Regions from separate parts of the Homo sapiens genome. Here region 2 is linked to region 1. A link is an interaction called in ENCODE POLR2A ChIA-PET data of the cell type or tissue named here. Cell type or tissue: Panc1. All regions are shown on one strand. Each heading gives the region's core, and the rest is flanking DNA. Links, peaks and the distances in the headings are about the cores only. Region 1 holds the start of LOC105373506 (a long non-coding RNA gene). Region 2 has its middle 13 kb from the start of PDCL3.

What was found. ChIA-PET counts read pairs that join two places held together with the same protein. Peaks named below come from ENCODE experiments on the same cell type or tissue, not always from the same donor. Only the 100,000 strongest peaks of a DNase experiment are listed, where the experiment ranks them.
Region 2: POLR2A ChIA-PET joins it to region 1 with 13 read pairs; 2 of 35 experiments call an interaction of 5 or more read pairs at or near these places.

The regions. Positions count from the first base shown.
Region 1 is chr2:100,490,587-100,498,999 of GRCh38, reverse strand. LOC105373506 (a long non-coding RNA gene) reads left to right here and starts at 4,787. Exons shown (of 5, transcript XR_923098.2): 1 at 4,787-4,936; 2 at 5,493-5,612. In Panc1, for the core only: no CTCF peak of the experiment used is centred there; no DNase peak of the experiment used is centred there; H3K27me3 peaks cover 811 bases.
Region 2 is chr2:100,545,305-100,553,717 of GRCh38, reverse strand. No RefSeq gene overlaps it. Among named protein-coding and RNA genes, the nearest start is that of PDCL3, 13 kb to the left of the region's middle. In Panc1, for the core only: no CTCF peak of the experiment used is centred there; no DNase peak of the experiment used is centred there.

The sequences.
Region 1 (8,413 bases), core at 61-8,060:
GTGGACTGGATAAAAAAAAGGTGGTATGTATGCCCCATGGAATACTATGCAGCTATAAAAAAGAATGAAATCATGTCCTTTGCAGCAACACGGATGCAGTTGGAGACCATTATCCTAAGCAATTTAATGCAGGAACAGAAACCAAATGTCACATGTTCTCACTTATAAGTGGGAACTAAACATTGGGTATACATGGATATAAAGATGGTAACAATAGAAACTGGGGACTACTAGAAGAGGGAAGGAGGGGGCAAGGGTTGAAAAAACTAACTATCGGGAACACTGCTCAATACTTAGGTGAGTGAATCATTTGTACCCTAAACCTCAGCATCGTGCAATGTACCCATGTAACAAACTTGCACATATATCCCTGAATTGAAAATAAAAGTAGGAAAAAGCAAACAAACAAATCTTCTCCCACTTACCAAGCAGCAATTTTCTGGCTCCTCCAGAGTGCCCACCCTAGCTACATTAAATTGAAAAATGTTGTTTTTTTGGACTACAGCCTCATCCCTAAATGGCCTTTGTCTGCTTAAACTTTAGCAGAAGAAAAATAACCCCTTTGTCCTGTATTTGAAGAAGGGGTTAGTGGTGATGTTTTTTGTTAGTATGTTTGTTTTTAATATATTTATTTGACTTGATTACCAGTTTTAGATCTCAGGTGACAGAAAGGAACCCACAGGACTTGATTCTTGGTGCAACCATTTGTGAGCCACAGAAGCATATCCTCAAACCATTTCTAACTGTGGCAGATGACTCTCAGCTCTGTTCTAAAGACTAAATTTTCAAGGATTGCTTCTTATTTCATTTCAAATAAGTCCCTACCCCACCTCCCCACATCATTAGGTATTTCTTGTAACAATCCCACATAAAGACCAAATATTCTCAGCCATGAATCAAGCACAGTAATCTTTCATTTAATCAAATTACCATCGCTAAAATTATTAATAATACTAATATTCTCCACCTGAGGAACTTGCACACATACTTAAGGCAAACTATTGTTAGGAGCTTTATGACTTGATTAATTTGTCTGTCTGAATTATTAAGCTAGTATATTACTTCAATACCTCGAATGTGGACTAGGCACTCATTTTCACATGTTCATCTATTCATCCATTCACTCAAACATTTATCAAGAGCCTTCTCTCAGGTGAACACTGTTCTAAGTCCTCAGAACTTAAAGATGAATTAGGTGCAGCCCCTGTCTTCAAGAGGCTTGCCCTGAGGTTGGGAAGACAGCCAGTGGGTACCAGAATGAAGCGGGGAAAGGCTCTATTGGTGAGATCAAGAAGTCCAAGGCCATAGTATCAGAGGTGTATCCACAGGTCATGGAGGCTAACCTGGATGGCACAGGCCATGAAGAGAGGTGGACCGTGAACAAATTGCCACATCACTCAAGAAAAGAGGGAGTACAGCCAGGATGGCCTTAGATGACAGAACTGAGGGGATGTAGGATGGATTAACCAGAAGAAATGAGCCCCCAAGAAGTGGACATTTAGGGGAGGATGAAGGACACTTGATCTGGAAATACTTAAGGCAGTGAGGAAGATCTCCCTTCAAGGTGTGGTAGAGACTGGGCAGCCTCTCCAACCCCATCTCCTTCCCAGGGAAGTTCTCAGGGAACAGAAAGGAAATGAGACGCAGTGTCCAGAGATGAGACTGCAGAGATGAAGAGAGACTTCCTCCTGATCTGAGGGTGGTGGAGGAGAGGGAGGCGGTGGGAGGGTGGATAGGGATTCCAGGGTGGGGAGGGGATAGTGCTAATCTCCTCTTCAGTGCAGGCCGTAGCAGCTGGCAGCATGTGCAGTGACCGTGTTCGTGGGCACTGCATGGGTCCATGGGATGGGTCTGTTCTGAGGAATCCCAGTGACTCAGGTGCTAGGCTGGGCTGTCAGCCTGAGCTCCCAGTAGTGCTTGGCTGGTTGGAGTGCTGAGTCTGCTGCAGGCAAGACCTGGGAAGGTCAGATGCTCTGCCTAAAGCCCTGAGGTGGCTCTGAAACCCTGGAGTGTTTCCTGCATAAGACCTGCATAAGACCTCAGCCTCTTCCTTCGTGTCAATCCAAGCCATTCTCCTGTTTGGCAGCAATTCAGAGGGCCTCATAGAAATTCAATTTGTAGTTATTAACTGAGTACCTACTATGTGTTGAGCATGTGTTAAGAACTCTGTGCACTGCACTGACCTAGAACGTTGGGATTCCTGCCCTCATGGTGTTTAAATGTGTGGAAATGAAGACAGACTCAGATCAGAAATTATACGAGTAGTACGGGGGCAAGAGTAAAGTCTAGGTTACCAGAGGAGAACGTTCAGGGAAATCGACCTCGTGTGGGTCCACAGAGCCCTTGCTGAGAATCTCCTCCTCACTAAGCTGGAGTAGAGAAGCGCAGCCCCAGCACCATGGCCCCTCCCCATGGTGGAAGACGGAAGAACAGTTCATGTAATTGTAAATGAGTCACTCACATACTCAGGATCAAGAATAATTTCTTTTTTTTTTTTTTTGGAGAGTCTTGCTCTGTCGCGCAGTCTGGAGTGCAGTGGCGTGATCTTGGCTCACTGCAAGCTCCGCCTCCCAGGTTCAAGCAATTCTCCTGTCTCAGCCTCCCAAGTAGCTGGGATTACAGGTGTGTGTGCCACTATGCCTGGCTAATTTTGTATTTTTAGTAGAGACAGGCTTCACCATGTTGGCCAGGTTGGTCTTGAACGCTTGATCTCAAGTGATCCACCTGCCTCGGCCTCCCAAAGTGCTGGGATTACAGGTGTGAGCCACCATGCCCAGCCCCAAAATAATTTCAAAACAGTTCTTTACTGAAAGTTCCAGTCATCCCTTCTCACCCTTTCGGAGAATAGTCACAAGAATGTTCAGGAATGGAATCTCTTGACTGCTTAGTTTGTCTTCCCTCACCCAGGATCTCTTCAGCAGACACAGCCCCTCACTTTGGCTTCCCAGGGCAGCTCCACATCTCCAACTCTTCTTACAGTCACTGGGCCATGAACCCATCTCCTTTAGACCCTCTCTCTTCTTCTAAATCTAAGGCAACAGGGTTGTAGTTGGACATGGCCACCCAGTTAGGACACTTCCTGAGTGTGACCCTATTGCTGATTTATCTCCATGGGAGGGAAGTAATGTTTGCCCTTTCAAGGCCTGGGCCTTAAGTCATTCTGCATGCATGTCACCAAGCTGGAGCACAGACTGGTGGAAACCCAGCCTTCATGATACAGGGTAGAGTGAGGCAATGATTTCCAGGGCCCTGCTCTCCTGAACGGCTTAAAGAATAGAGCTGCTCCACCAATCTGGGCCATCTACATACAGACTGCAAGCTAGAGAGAAAAACTTATTTGTTCTTTAACCCACCATATTATTGGATCTTTTGTTCTGGATAATACAAATCTCATTACCAAAATGTCTCTGTTTTCTAGCGGAGTGAGAGTGTAACAGAAACTACCACCCTATCTTGAAAAACAATTATTCTTCTTTGTTTTCCTTTTTTTTCCTCTTCATTTTATGAATAGCAAAGCTATTTATATGCTCTGCTTAAAGAACTCCAAAAACTGGCCTTGAAAAACTAAGCACAGAATTAAGGTTGCAGAATATCTCACCTTGGGAAGAATGCTGAGCAGTTAATGTGTATTCCTGTTGCAGTCAAGCTGGTGCCAGCCAGACCAGCAGACGGTTCATTGCTCAAGATGGTCATCAAGACTAGATATACTGACCCACATATAGTCAACCCATGCACAAAGCTTCTCCATATCCTCCCTCCTATAAAAACCCTCTGGCCAGCTTGGGAAACTTGAGATGGTCTTTGTGACACTAGCCCACCATCTCTTCAGGTTGTCAGCTCCTGAACAAACCTGCTTTTCCTCTCACCAACTCTTGTCTCTTGAGTTTGCCTTTTGAGTGGCGAGCGGCCAAACCTGGGTTCAGTTATAAGAGGGGATCTTATCCCCTGATAAAAAGGTACACTTTACAATCCTGTCCATCATGTAAGTGCCAATCGAGGGTAAAATTACTCTCCTGTAGCTCTCCTTCCCACAAACACTTCTCACTCTTCTTCACCTGCTTAAGGTCCTGCTTACAAATGGGAGTGCTTCCCTCAGCCACCTCCCCTTCTGAGTCTGCAGCCGCGTGGTCTACCAGCTGGCGGCCCAGTGACCCAGCATCTGTGTTGCTGCCATGTGCTGAAAGCTTCCTCCCCTGAGCTTTGCTTTATTAGAACAATTTCCTAAATTCCATTTCACCAACATCCAGAAGACAGAGATGAACTATCTAAATAAAATAACTCCTACCATCTTTTCCTTCAGTTCCTATTGATTGTGACTTAATCTCTTGAGGCAAGTTGATGGGCTTAATAGTAAACTGAAATACCAAGAGTTAGCAAAGGAATCAGAGAATTGAGTACAAATAAAATTGTTCACAAGTGGAATTTTTCCAACTCTCCAAAGGGGTTGGTTCAGGGCATGCATGCTTGTTTTCTTTCTTATCTTACACAAGGTAAATACCTTTAGAAAGACTCAGGAAGCCAGACTTTCTGAAGAATGTTGGGTAGGGAAATAATCTGAAACCCTCAGCAAAAGTGGAGGAGGGTCCCTTCTTAACCTCCCCCAAATATGCTGCCCACTGGGACTTCTTTTCAGCCCCACATTAGATGCCACCCTGGCTTTACCTGGCTGTGGCAAACCCTTGCCTTGTTGTGCTCTTACACAAGGTACATCACCTCCACCTAACAATTCAATGACTCTGATGATAGGGATTGTGGCTTTGTGATTTCACATCCAACTGGGCCCTGTACCTTCATCCCATCTGATTGCGGGACTCAGCCCAGGGATAATTCTGTGCCCCTGTGAGACAGCTTAGATGGTGACAAGCTACAGATATTGAAGCCAGTGGGACCTGGGTTTGAAGTCTGACTCTGCCATTTAGTGAAAGACCTTGAGCAAGTATGTAATTTCTGTAAGTCTAAGATTTCTTATCCCCTAGGGATAATACTCCCACTACAGCAGAGACTAGCTAGCTCTCTGCCAGCTTGGCCTCTCCTTCCAGGTCACACAGGTAGATTGCATTTCCAGCTTCATTTGCAGTCAGACACAGTTATAGACTGTGTTCTAGTAAAAGAAATAGCCTGGGCCGGATGTGGTGGCTCACGCCTGTAATCCCAGCACTTTGGGAGGCCGAGGTGGGTAGATCACGATGTCAGGAGATCGAGACCATCCTGGCTAACACGGTGAAACCCTGTCTCTACTAAAAATACAGAAAAATTAGCCAGGCGTGGTGGCGGGCGTCTGTAGTCCCAGCTACTGGGGAGGCTGAGGCAGGAGAATGGTGTGAATCCAGGAGGCAGAGCTTGCAGTGAGCCGAATCGTGTCACTGCACTCCAGCCTGGGCAACGGAGAGAAACTCCGTCTCAAAAAAAAAAAAAAAAAATAGCCTGGTCCATAGAAATTCTCTTTCCTGACATACTGCCTTCTCTCCCTATCCTCTCACTACACTGTTGAGAACTCACTGGCCCTGGAGCCAATCTTGAGCAGAGCCTATAAGGCAGAAGGATCCAGACTCTGAATAACCAGACATGCCTGCAGGAGACCATGTGAGTGATGGAAATAAAACTCTGCTGGGGTAAGTCACTCAGATCTCATGGTTTATGTGGCAGTAACTAGCATTACTCTAATACTACTTAGCAGGACTGTGGGAGTACCCACTACCATGCCTGAAAGAGTACATACTCAGGAAACATAACTATTCCAGGCTTCCAGAAATGGAAACTCAAGGCAAAATATCTGTGATGCGGCATTAGTGTGTGTGGATATGTTTGTAATTGCACATACAGCACACTTACTGAGAACTTATATTCATTCTTTTTTTTTTTTTTGAGTTGGGGTCTCACTGTCACCGAGGCTGGAGTGCAGTGGCATGATCTCAGCTCACTGCAACCTCTGCCTCTGAGGCTCAAGCAATCCTCCCACCTCAGCCTCCCAAGTAGAACAGACTACAGGCACATGGCGCCACGCCTGGCTAGTTTCTTCTTCTTCTTTTTTTTTAAATTGAAACAGAGTCTCACTCTGTTGCCCAGGCTGGAATGCAGTGGCATGATCTTGGCTCACTGCAACCTCCATCTCCTGGGTTCAAGCGATTCTCCTGCCTCAGCCTCCTGGGTAGATGGGATTGCGGCATGCACCACAAAGCCCAGGTAATTTTTGTATTTTTAGTAGAGACAAGGTTTTGCCATGTTGACTTGGCTGGTCTCAAACTCCTGACCTCAAGTGATCCACCTGCCTTGGCCACCCAAAGTGCTGGGATTACAGGCGTGAGCCACCATGACCTGGCCCCTGGCTAGTTTTTTATATTTTTGGTAGAGACAAGGTTTTGCCATATTGCACAGGCAACATGTTTAATCATAATATCAGGCTTATGTTGTAGATGCTATCATTTGCCCCATCTTACAGATGAGTAAACTGAGGCTCAGAAAAGTTAAGTAAGTTTTCCAAGATCACACAGGTAGTTGTCAATGACAGAGCTGAGCCCCTAACCCAGCTCTTAGACCTCTAGTGTACTCAAAGGCTAATCACTAATTTGATGCAGAAGAGGGAGAGATTTCAGAGCCCAGTCACAGCAACCTGCTTACTACAGGTAGAAGATTGTCCCTGAGTAGAACATTTGCTCATGCTGTAATAATAATAATGAAAATCAACAATGAGCACTGAGTACTTAGGAGGTGCCAAGCACTGTCTAAATAAATTATTAACAAGAATTAGCTCATTTGGCCAGGCACGGTGGCTCCTGCTTGTAATCCCAGCACTTTGGGAGGCCAAGGCGGGCAGAGCACTTGAGGTCAGGAGTTCGAGACCAGCCTGGCCATCATGGCGAAAACCCATCTCTACTAAAAATACAAAAATTAGCCAGGAGTGGTGGCATGCACCTGTAATCCTAGCTATTTGGGAGGCTGAGGCACAAGAATTGCTTGAACCTGGGAGGCAGAGTTTGCAGTGAGCTGAAATTGTGCCATTGCACTCCAACCTGGGTGACAGAGGGAGATTCCATCTCAAACAAACAAACAAACGAACAACAACAACAAAAATCAACCCTGCAAGGTGGTTTCTCTTATTATGCTCATATTAATGGTGAGGAAACTGAGGCACAGAATGATGATAGTAAGAGGCAAAGGTGGAATTTGAACCCAGTCAGTCTGTTTCTTGGTTGTGTGTGTGTATGTGTGTTTGGGTTAGGGTGAAGGAGGTTTGTAGTGGAAGAAGGCATGAAGACCCCTCTGCTATGCCCTCTGCCCTCTGGTCAGACCAGTATACTTGTCCCTGGAGCATACCCTGTATAGTGCCACTTCCCTATCTTTGTGTTATCCTCTTTGTTAGGGACACTCTCTCTTCCATCACCATAGATGGGCATCCTATGGATCCTCAAAGGACCACTTCAAGAACCACCTCTCTCCTTGATTCTCCTGGACACAATCTCTTCCTGTGTTTTCTTTTTTTTTTTTTGAGACAGAGTCTCGCTCTGTCACCAGGCTGGAGTGCAGTGGTGCGATCTCAGCTCACTGCAACCTCCACCTCCCAGGTTCAAGCGATTCCCCTGCCTCAGCCTCCTGAGTAGCTGGGACTACAGGCGCATGCCTGGATAATTTTTTTTTTTTTGTATTTTAGTAGAGACAGGGTTTCACCACGTTGGCCAGGATGGTCTCGATCTCCTGACCTTGTGATCCTCCCGCCTCAGCCTCCCAAAGTGCTGGGATTACAGTCATGAGCCACCGTGCCTGGCCTCTTCCTGTGTTTTCTTATAAATTATTTTCTTCATATATAAATTCTTACTTTTTACACAATTGACATCCAAGGTACCTGCCACCACTTTAAGAAAAAAAATTTCCAGTATAGTTGAAGCCCCTCTGTAGCCTTTCTGGTTTGTATCAGTCTTCCCAGGAGTCACTGATCTCCTAAATTTGATGTTTATCCTCACCAAGGTGCTGAACTTATATAAATGTTATCTTGCTGTAAAAAGCATCCTGCTTGTTTCACTCAACATCATGATTTTAAGGCTCGTCTAACTTCATGCAAATGGTTCATTCATTGTCACTACTCTATACATTTGATTTCTATGAATAACACAGCATTTATTCATCTCTTGTCTTGTTAAAGGACATCTGAGTTCTTAATAACCCTTTTGCTTAACAAACCATGTGAACACTCTTGTCCTTGTGCCTTCAAGGACTTTGCAAGACTTTCTCTGGTACCTAGATATTACAAAGAGTAATGTGGCAGTGGAGACTTATGGGACCAAGATCTGATTGACATATAGGCCCAGAAAGGAAAGCCGAGTCTTTGGGGCTGGTACATCTCTTCTAGGGATGTCTGAAGATTTCAGGAAAAGTAGTTGTGATATTGAAAATTGGGCAGCAATTTATGTCACTCCCA
Region 2 (8,413 bases), core at 75-8,074, 55 kb before region 1:
GGAGTTCAAGACCAGCCTGGCCAACACAGTGAAAGCCCGTTTTACTAAAAATACAAAAATTAGCTGGGCGTGGTGGCCGGTGCCTGTAGTCCCAGCTAATCAGGAGGCTGAGGCAGGAGAATCACTTGAACCCGGGAGGTGGAGGTTGCAGTGAGCCGAGATCACGCCACTGCAGTCCAGCCTGGGCGACAGAGTGAGACTCTGTCTCAAAAAAAAAAAAAAAATTTTTATGTGAATACATGTTTTTAATTCTTTTGGGTATATGCCTAGAAGTGGAATTGTTGGGTCATATGGTAATTCTGTGTAACTTTGAAGAGTTTTGTTTCCCAAAGCCGATGCCCCATTTTACATTCCCACCAACATTGTATCAGGGTTTAAATTTCTCCACATCTGTGTTAGTACTTGTTACTGTCCATCTTTTTGAGTATAGCTGTCCTGGTGGGTGGAAAGTGGCATTTCATTATAGTTTTGATTTGCATTTCCTCACTGAATAATGATGTTGAGCATCTTTTCATGTGCTTAGTGGCCATATGAATATCTTTTTTTAGGATAATGTCTTTTGCAATCTTTTGCCCATTTTAAAATTGAGTTATTTGACTTTTCATATTGAATTATAAGAGTTTTGAGCCTAGGCAAGGTGCGGTGGCTCACGCCTGTAATCCCAGCACTTTGGGAGGCCGAGGCGGGCAGATCATGAGGTCAGGAGTTCGAGACCAGCCTGGCCAACATAGTGTAAACCCGTCTCTATTAAAAATACAAAAAATTAGCCAGGCATGGTGGCAAGTGCCTGTAATCCCAGCTACTTGGGAGGCTGAGACACATGCAAAAGAATAAAGTTGGATTCCTGCCTCATACAGTATACAAAAACTAACTTAAAATGGATCACAATCCTAAAAGTAAGAGCTAAAGCTATAAAACTCTCAGAAGAAAATATAGGTGTAAATATTCATGACCTTGGGTTAGGTAAGAGTTTCCTAGATATGATATTGAATGCGCAAGCAATAACAACAACAAAATTAGGTAAACTGTCTACGGCCATACCACCCTGAATGTGCCTAATCTCATCCAAAATTAGGTAAACTGGGGATCATCAAAATTAAAAGATTAGCTGGGCACAGTGGCTCACACCTGTAATTCCAGCACTTTGGGTGGCCAAGGTGAGTGGATCACTTGAGGTCAGGAGTTCAAGACCAGCCTGGCTGACATGGTGAAACCTAGTCTCTACTAAAAATAAAATTAGCTGGCTGTGGTGGTGGGTGCCTGTAATCCCAGCTACTCGGGAGGCTGAGGCAGGAGAACTACTTAAACCTGGGAGGTGGAGGCTGCAGTGAGCCAAAACTGCACCAGTGCACTCCAGCCTGAGTGACAGAGCAAGACTCCTTCTCAAAACACACACACAAAATTAAGATATCTTGTGCTTCAAAGGAGAGAAACTGAAAAGAAATCCCACAGAATGGTAGAAAAATTTTGCAAATCATATATCGATGAAGGACTAATATCCAGAATATATTTTAAAACTCTCTCTCTCTCTCTATATATATATATACACATATATATGTATACCCACGTGTGTGTGTGTGTGTATATATGTATACATACATATATATATATATATATATATATATATATATATATATATATATATATTTTTTTTTCTTTTTTTAGATGGAGTCTTGCTCTGTAGCCCAGGCTGGAGTGCAGTGGTGAGATCTTGGCTCACTGCAAGCTCCGCCTCCCAGGTTCAAGCCATTCTCCTGCCTCAGCCTCCTGAGTAGCTGGGACTACAGGCGCCTGCCACCATGCCCGGCTAATTTTTTGTATTTTTAGCAGAGATGGGGTTTCACCGTGTTAGCCAGGATGGTCTCGATCTCCTGACCTTGTGATCCACCCACCTCGGCCTCCCAAAGTGCTGGGATATGTATATATTTTTTGAGACAAGTGAAGTAACTCAGGAATGGAAAATCAAACATTGTATGTTCTCACTCATAAGTGGGAGCTAAGGTATGAGGACCCAAAGAATAATACAATGGACTTTGAGGATTCAGGGGCAGGAGGCAGGTGAGGGCTGAAAGACTATACATTGGGTACAGTGTAAACTGCTCGGGTGATGGGTGAACCAAAATCTCAGAAATCACCACTAAAGAATTTATTCATGTAACCAAACACCACCTGTTCCCCAAAAACCTATTGAAATTAAATAAATAAATAAATAAATAAATAAATAAATAAATAAATACATGCAAGCCTTTAACAACCCTACGAGGTTCTAGGGGGACAGCGTCACTTCTCTCTATTATCATGGCTTCCTTGGCCATTCCAACTGTGCATCCCAGTTGTCTTGCCCATCTTTTTCCGGGGGTTCCTCCCTTTCGTGGTACTCTCTTTTGCTCTGAATCACATACTTGAATTATCTCTGTGCCAGCAAGCTCCCAGACCACTCTTCCACTTCAGCTCAGTTATGACAATAATCTCTTCCTGGTTTTCCTTTTGCACCGTGGCTCCCTACTCTTAACAGACCCACTGCCCCCTAGGTAACAAGGATGTATGCCCTCCATCCTAATCTGAAATGAAGTCTATAGATATCATAATTACATGCAAAACAATTTTTAAAAAATCAACATACTGCCTCCAGGCGCGGTGGCTCACACCTGTAATCCCAGCACTTTGGGAGGCTAAGGCAGGTGGATCACGAGATCAGGAGTTCAAGACCAGCCTGACCAACATAGGTCAAGGTGGGTGGATCATGAGGTCAGGAGTTCAAGACCAGCCTGGCCAACATAGTGAAACCCCGTCTCTACTAAAAATACAAAAAATTAGCTAGGCATGGTGGTGGTCGTCTGTAATCCCAGCTACTTGGGAGGCTGAGGCAGGAGAATCACTTGAACCCGGGAGGCAGAGGTTGCAGTGAACGGAGATTGCATCACTGTACTCCAGCCTGGGCAACAGAGTGAGACTCTGTCAAAAAAAAAAAAAAATCAACATACTGCCTTAAGTATAAAGTAGAATGGTAAATTTTCAGTATGCAAATCCTGTAGCACAACTATACTAGAATACACAATCAAGTCATCAGGAGATTATATAAATTTCTAAGGGAAAATATTCATTTTTCTTTACTTCAAATACTTTGAAATAAGAGCTACATAAGCACATTTGTCTATACACAAGTAGAATCACTGTGACTACCACTGGTACTAATGCAGACTAACACTATGTTACTTTGGTAACTGAAATATGAGAGAATGACTTGATTTTCTAAAATAGTGAACAACTTGGTAAAATTCCAAAGTACAATTTACCCTCAATGTAAAAGAAAGTTGTTTTCCTAGAAAATTTGGTGTATACCTAGAAAAATTCAGTTAAAACTAGAAAAAATTTATATTTAAATGTAAGCAGGCTTTACAGCTAATAAAGGGCCTGTGTCTTGTAGGACATTTAGCATCCTGACCTTTCCTGGCCAATGAATGGCAGCAGTACCCGCCTGACCCCACCCATCACTGCAGCAACCAAAAAGGCCTCACTTACTTCCAGGGTGCCCCCAGCATGGCCATAGAAACACACGTAACCAATCTGACTAGCCTTGCTTTACATGTATGACCACACATCTCCAGCGGGCTCCCCAAACTACATTTCCCTGCTCTATTCACTCTCGCTCTGTCCTAAATAACTATTTTACACCTTCTCCTCTCTTCTCAAAATCCCAATGCCTCTCTCTCTCCCCATTCTCAGAAAAGAATCTTGAATATTAATACACAGAGAAAACCAAAGCACTCAGAAGATCACCTCCCCATGCTGCAATCACCAGCTCCTCAGATCCCCATGCATTTGAACCCATTGACCGGACTGTTTTCCAGCCCTGTGCTTGTCCTGTGTGTGCTTCTGAGAAAGGGCAGCACCCACTTTGCACACTTGCATTTTTTTTTTTTTTTTTTGAGACGGAGTCTCGCTCTGTCACCCAGGCTGGAGTGCAGTGGCGTGATCTGGGCTCACTGCAAGCTCCGCCTCCCGGACTCATGCCATTCTCTTGCCTCAGCCTCCTGAGTAGCTGGGACTATAGGCGCCCGCCACCACACCCAGCTAATTTTTTGTATTTTTTTTTTTTTTTAGTAGAGAGATGGGGTTTCACCGTGTGAGCCAGGATGGTCTCGATCTTTTTTTTTTTTTTTAGATGGAGTGTCGCTCTGTCGCCAGGCTGGAGTACAGTGGCACAATCTCGGCTCACTGCAACCTCTGCCTCCTGGGTTCAAGTGATTCTCGTGCCTCAGCCTCCCGAGTAGCTTGGATTACAAGCACGCACCACCACACTCAGCTTAATTTTTGTGTTTTTAGTAGAGATGGGGTTTCACCATGTTGGCCAGGATGATCTTGATCTCCTGACCTCATGATCTGCCCGCCTCGGCTTCCCAAAGTGCTGAGACTACAGGCATGAGCCACCGCGCCTGGCCTCCCCTGTCTCTTTTATCACAGCTAAACTTTGTTCTAGCAATTCCTCCTCCCATTCCTGTGCCCGCTGTAGGTTTTCCCCTCTCTAGGAGATCATTCTCATCAACATATGAACATACTAAAATATTTTCAATGATAAAGACAAAAAAACATTCCTTGACTTCACATTTCCTTCCAGCTACAGATAGATTCCTCCAGCCCCTTTCTAGCCCCTTTCCAACAAGATCCCAGTGAGCTCATTGTCTGCACCTCCTCCCTCCCATTCTATTCAACTTATTTGAGTTAGGCTTTTGTTCACCCAATGAATAGGCCTTTGTTGAGGTCACTCTTGACCTCCACAATGGGAAATGCAATAACCCACTCTCTATGCACATCTTCCTCTACTCTCAGTGGACTTGCCGAGGTTGTGTGAAACCCTTTCTTTGCTTGGCTACCCAGACATCATGTTCTCCTGATTTGCCCACCTCACTGGCTGCTCCTTTGCCCCCTTAGCTGGATCCTTCTTCTCTTCCTAAACTGAACAATGGCTCAGTTCTTGGCCCTCTCCTCTGCCTACCAAGCTTGTCCAACCTGCCTTATTTTGTTGTTGTTGTTTTGTTTTGCTCTAGGCTTTTAGCAGCCTGAAACCATGGCTGCTAACAACTGCTTTTTAGTTTCTGTCTCCAGTGATAAGCAGAAAAAAGGGATGAGGAAGGGGCTTTACTGGCCCACCCAGAAACATAAACTAAGAACCCATGACTGTATTCTCTCCCTTGGATACCGCTGATCCCTACACCCTCTTCTTGAGTGATCTCAATAGGTCCTATGGCTGTAAGTGCCATCAGTATGCTGAAGGCTTTGGAAATGGAGCTTCCACCCTTGGACTCTCCCTTGAACTCCAGACTCATAGACCCAACAGCCTACCTGGATGTCTGTCAGCTGTGTCAATTTAACATGTCAGACACAGAGCTCAGAGAACTTCAACCCCAATCTACTCCCTCCAGTATTCCCATTCTGATAGCACTGGGCTCAGCCCAAATGCTTCAGTTTCTCTCATACCCCACATATAATCCAGCATTAAATTGTCCCCCTTCTCCCTCTCCCACCTGAATCATGCCACCTTCATTCTCTCGTTCCCTATTCACCTCCATGTCCTAACCAAACATCAGCTGTAGGTTGACTTCAGGAGAGTTCCTGAAATAGAAAGAAATGTCCTGGAATCCTCAATATTGACCCCCCCGTGCATGCCCTCCCCAAACGCATGATGAAACAAGAATGCCAGAACACAGAGCACCCACTCAGCTGCCTTCTTGGTGTGTGGAAGGGAAAATGCCTCTCATGTTTTTTTTTTTTTTTTTTTTTTAGACAAGAGTCTTGCTCTTGTCTCCCAGGCTGGAGTGCAATGGCGCCATCTTGGCTCACTGCAACCTCCGCCTCCTGGGTTCAAGTGATTCTCCTGCCTCAGTCTCCTAAGTAGATGGGATTATTGGCATGTGCTGCCATACCCGGCTAATTTTTGTATTTTTAGTAGAGACGGAGTTTCACCATGTTGGCGAGGCTGGTCTCGAACTCCTGACCTCAAGTGATCTGCCCGCCTTGGGCTCTCAAAGTGTTGAGATTACAGGCATGAGCCATCGCACCCGGCCTCCTCCCATGATTTTGGATCCCTTACACATTAATATTCTATTACACTACAAAGATACACATAATATGATATGATGAAAAATAAGTAAATGAGAAACTCAAGACTGAGGGAACATAAAACATTAGGAAAAAATAAACCAGGAGTAGTGTCATTACTTAAATCACTGCTGCCATGTCTTTCCTAGTTGCAAAAGGGGCTGAAAACTCAGCCCTGAGCTTCCTAGAAAACAAGGAATGCTCTATCAGTTTCAAGATTTACAATATCTCCAAGGTAAAAACAAATGATTTAATAAGGTGAAATGCAGCTTTCCCTTGTTTGAGACCTAAGAAAAATGTCTATGTGGTTTAAATTTCTACTCTACACTTCTCAGCCAAGCCTAGGGACCATAAATCTGGAAAAGAAAAGGCCAATCTTAAGAGGCTGAGCTTGGAGGCCTGAGCTTTTGGAGGTTTGATATAAAATGATGATAGGACCCTTGATACTGCCACCCACATGTGAGTCCTAGGCAATGATGCTGAGCGCCTGGTGAAAGGCTAGGACTGAGTGACCCACGGTGGTTTGCCTGATTCAGGGGGCTCCAATGATTTGATCCGGCAGAAGGTGGGATAGCGGTGTTACCTAGTAAAGAGAAATTAAAAAGAAAGAAAAAGAGCAGGTAACAGGGAAGAAGCTGGTTGCTCCTGAGAGTCTGGTTTCTCCGGGGGATGTGAGCTCTTCAGGTAAGCCCGCTACCCACAGCCTGCTGTGAGAACTAGCTCTTAGCTTGAGGCCAGCATTTAAGTAAGATTGGTAGAAGTGGGAACCAGTAATATTTCAAGCAGCCTGGTAGAAAATGCATCTGAAGTTCACCAAAATATCACAGTTCTTTACGTTTTTAGGATGACAAATATTATAGAGATTATTACACCAATGATGTTTCTGACAAACATAATTTGGAAGAGTGGATGATTAGTGTGGTTTATTTGGTGAAATAACTCTTTGAAAATGAGGAAGTCACAAAAAGAAAAAATAATAGGAAGAACATTGCTGTAAAAAAAAAAATTGGCTGGGCGAGGTGGGTGGCCAAGCACCATGGCTCACGCCTGTGATCCCAGCACTTTGGGAGCGAATCACCTGAGGTCAGGAGTTTGAGACCAGCCTGGCTAACATGGTGAAACCCCATATCTACTGAAAATACAAAATTAGCCAGGCATGGTGGTGTACACCTGTAGTCCCAGCTACTCAGGAGGCTGAGGCTGGAGAATCACTTGAACCCAGGAGGCGGAGATTGCAGTGAGCTGAGATCACACCACTGCACTCCAGCCTGGGCAACAGAGTGAGACTCAGTCTCAGAAAAAAAAAAAAAAAAAAAAAAGGGGAAAACACTAGCATGGGGGTGAGCCTTAAATTGATAAAGCATCTGAGAAAAAAAAACTTCTAGGAGGGGTGTGGGGGCTCACGCCCATAATCCCAGCACTTTGGGAGGCTGAGGCAGGAGGATTGCTTGAACCCAGGAGTTCAAGACTGGCTCAGAAAACAAAGTGAGACCCCGTGTCTACAAAAAATAAAAAAAATTAGCCAGGGTACATGGGAGGCTGAGGTGGGAGGATTGCTTGAGCCTAGGAGGTCGAGGCTACAGTGAGCTGTAATCACACCACTGCACTCCAGCCTGGATGTCAGAGTGAAACCCTGTCTCAAAAAAAAAAAAAAAAAAAAAGGAAAAGAATAAAGAAAATAACTTTTATGTAAGGAAGGCAATTCCTTTTAATAATCAGGCCCAGAGAGACATTGAATTGAGAAAGCAATCACGCTGTACTCCCCGCTTTGAGCTATGTATTGATCAACTGCTTGCTATTGCCACATTAGACACGATAATCCACATTCTATGGCTTAACAATGTATAGCCAATCAATAGGCAATGTTATTTCTGTAAACAAATGAGAATTCCTGACAAACAGCTTTGTATCAGTCCACTCCCTGCCCCCAAGTTTTGCCTTTAAAAATCCCCTTGTAACTGCTACAAATTTGAGCGCATATTCAGGACAACTTTAATCTATGATCTGGGGTTGCAGTCCTCAAGCCTGGCCCAAATAAACTGCCTGCTTATGTTAATTTTGCCTAAGCTTTTTCCTTTCAGGTTGACATACCTGCATTGGAGATGGCCATGTGGGCCATGAGAGAGATAATCTTCAGGTTTGAAGTCTTCCAACTTCTAAAAGTTGATTGAGAGAAAACAGGTGTTTATCTTTCTCATGGAATATTTGATGAGTAAGCTGCAATTTCTCTCCTTGAATTCAAATGAGTTTATGAGGCAGGTTTGTTGGACTTGAATGTAAGCATTTGTCAATATCGATTCCTGCACTGATGACC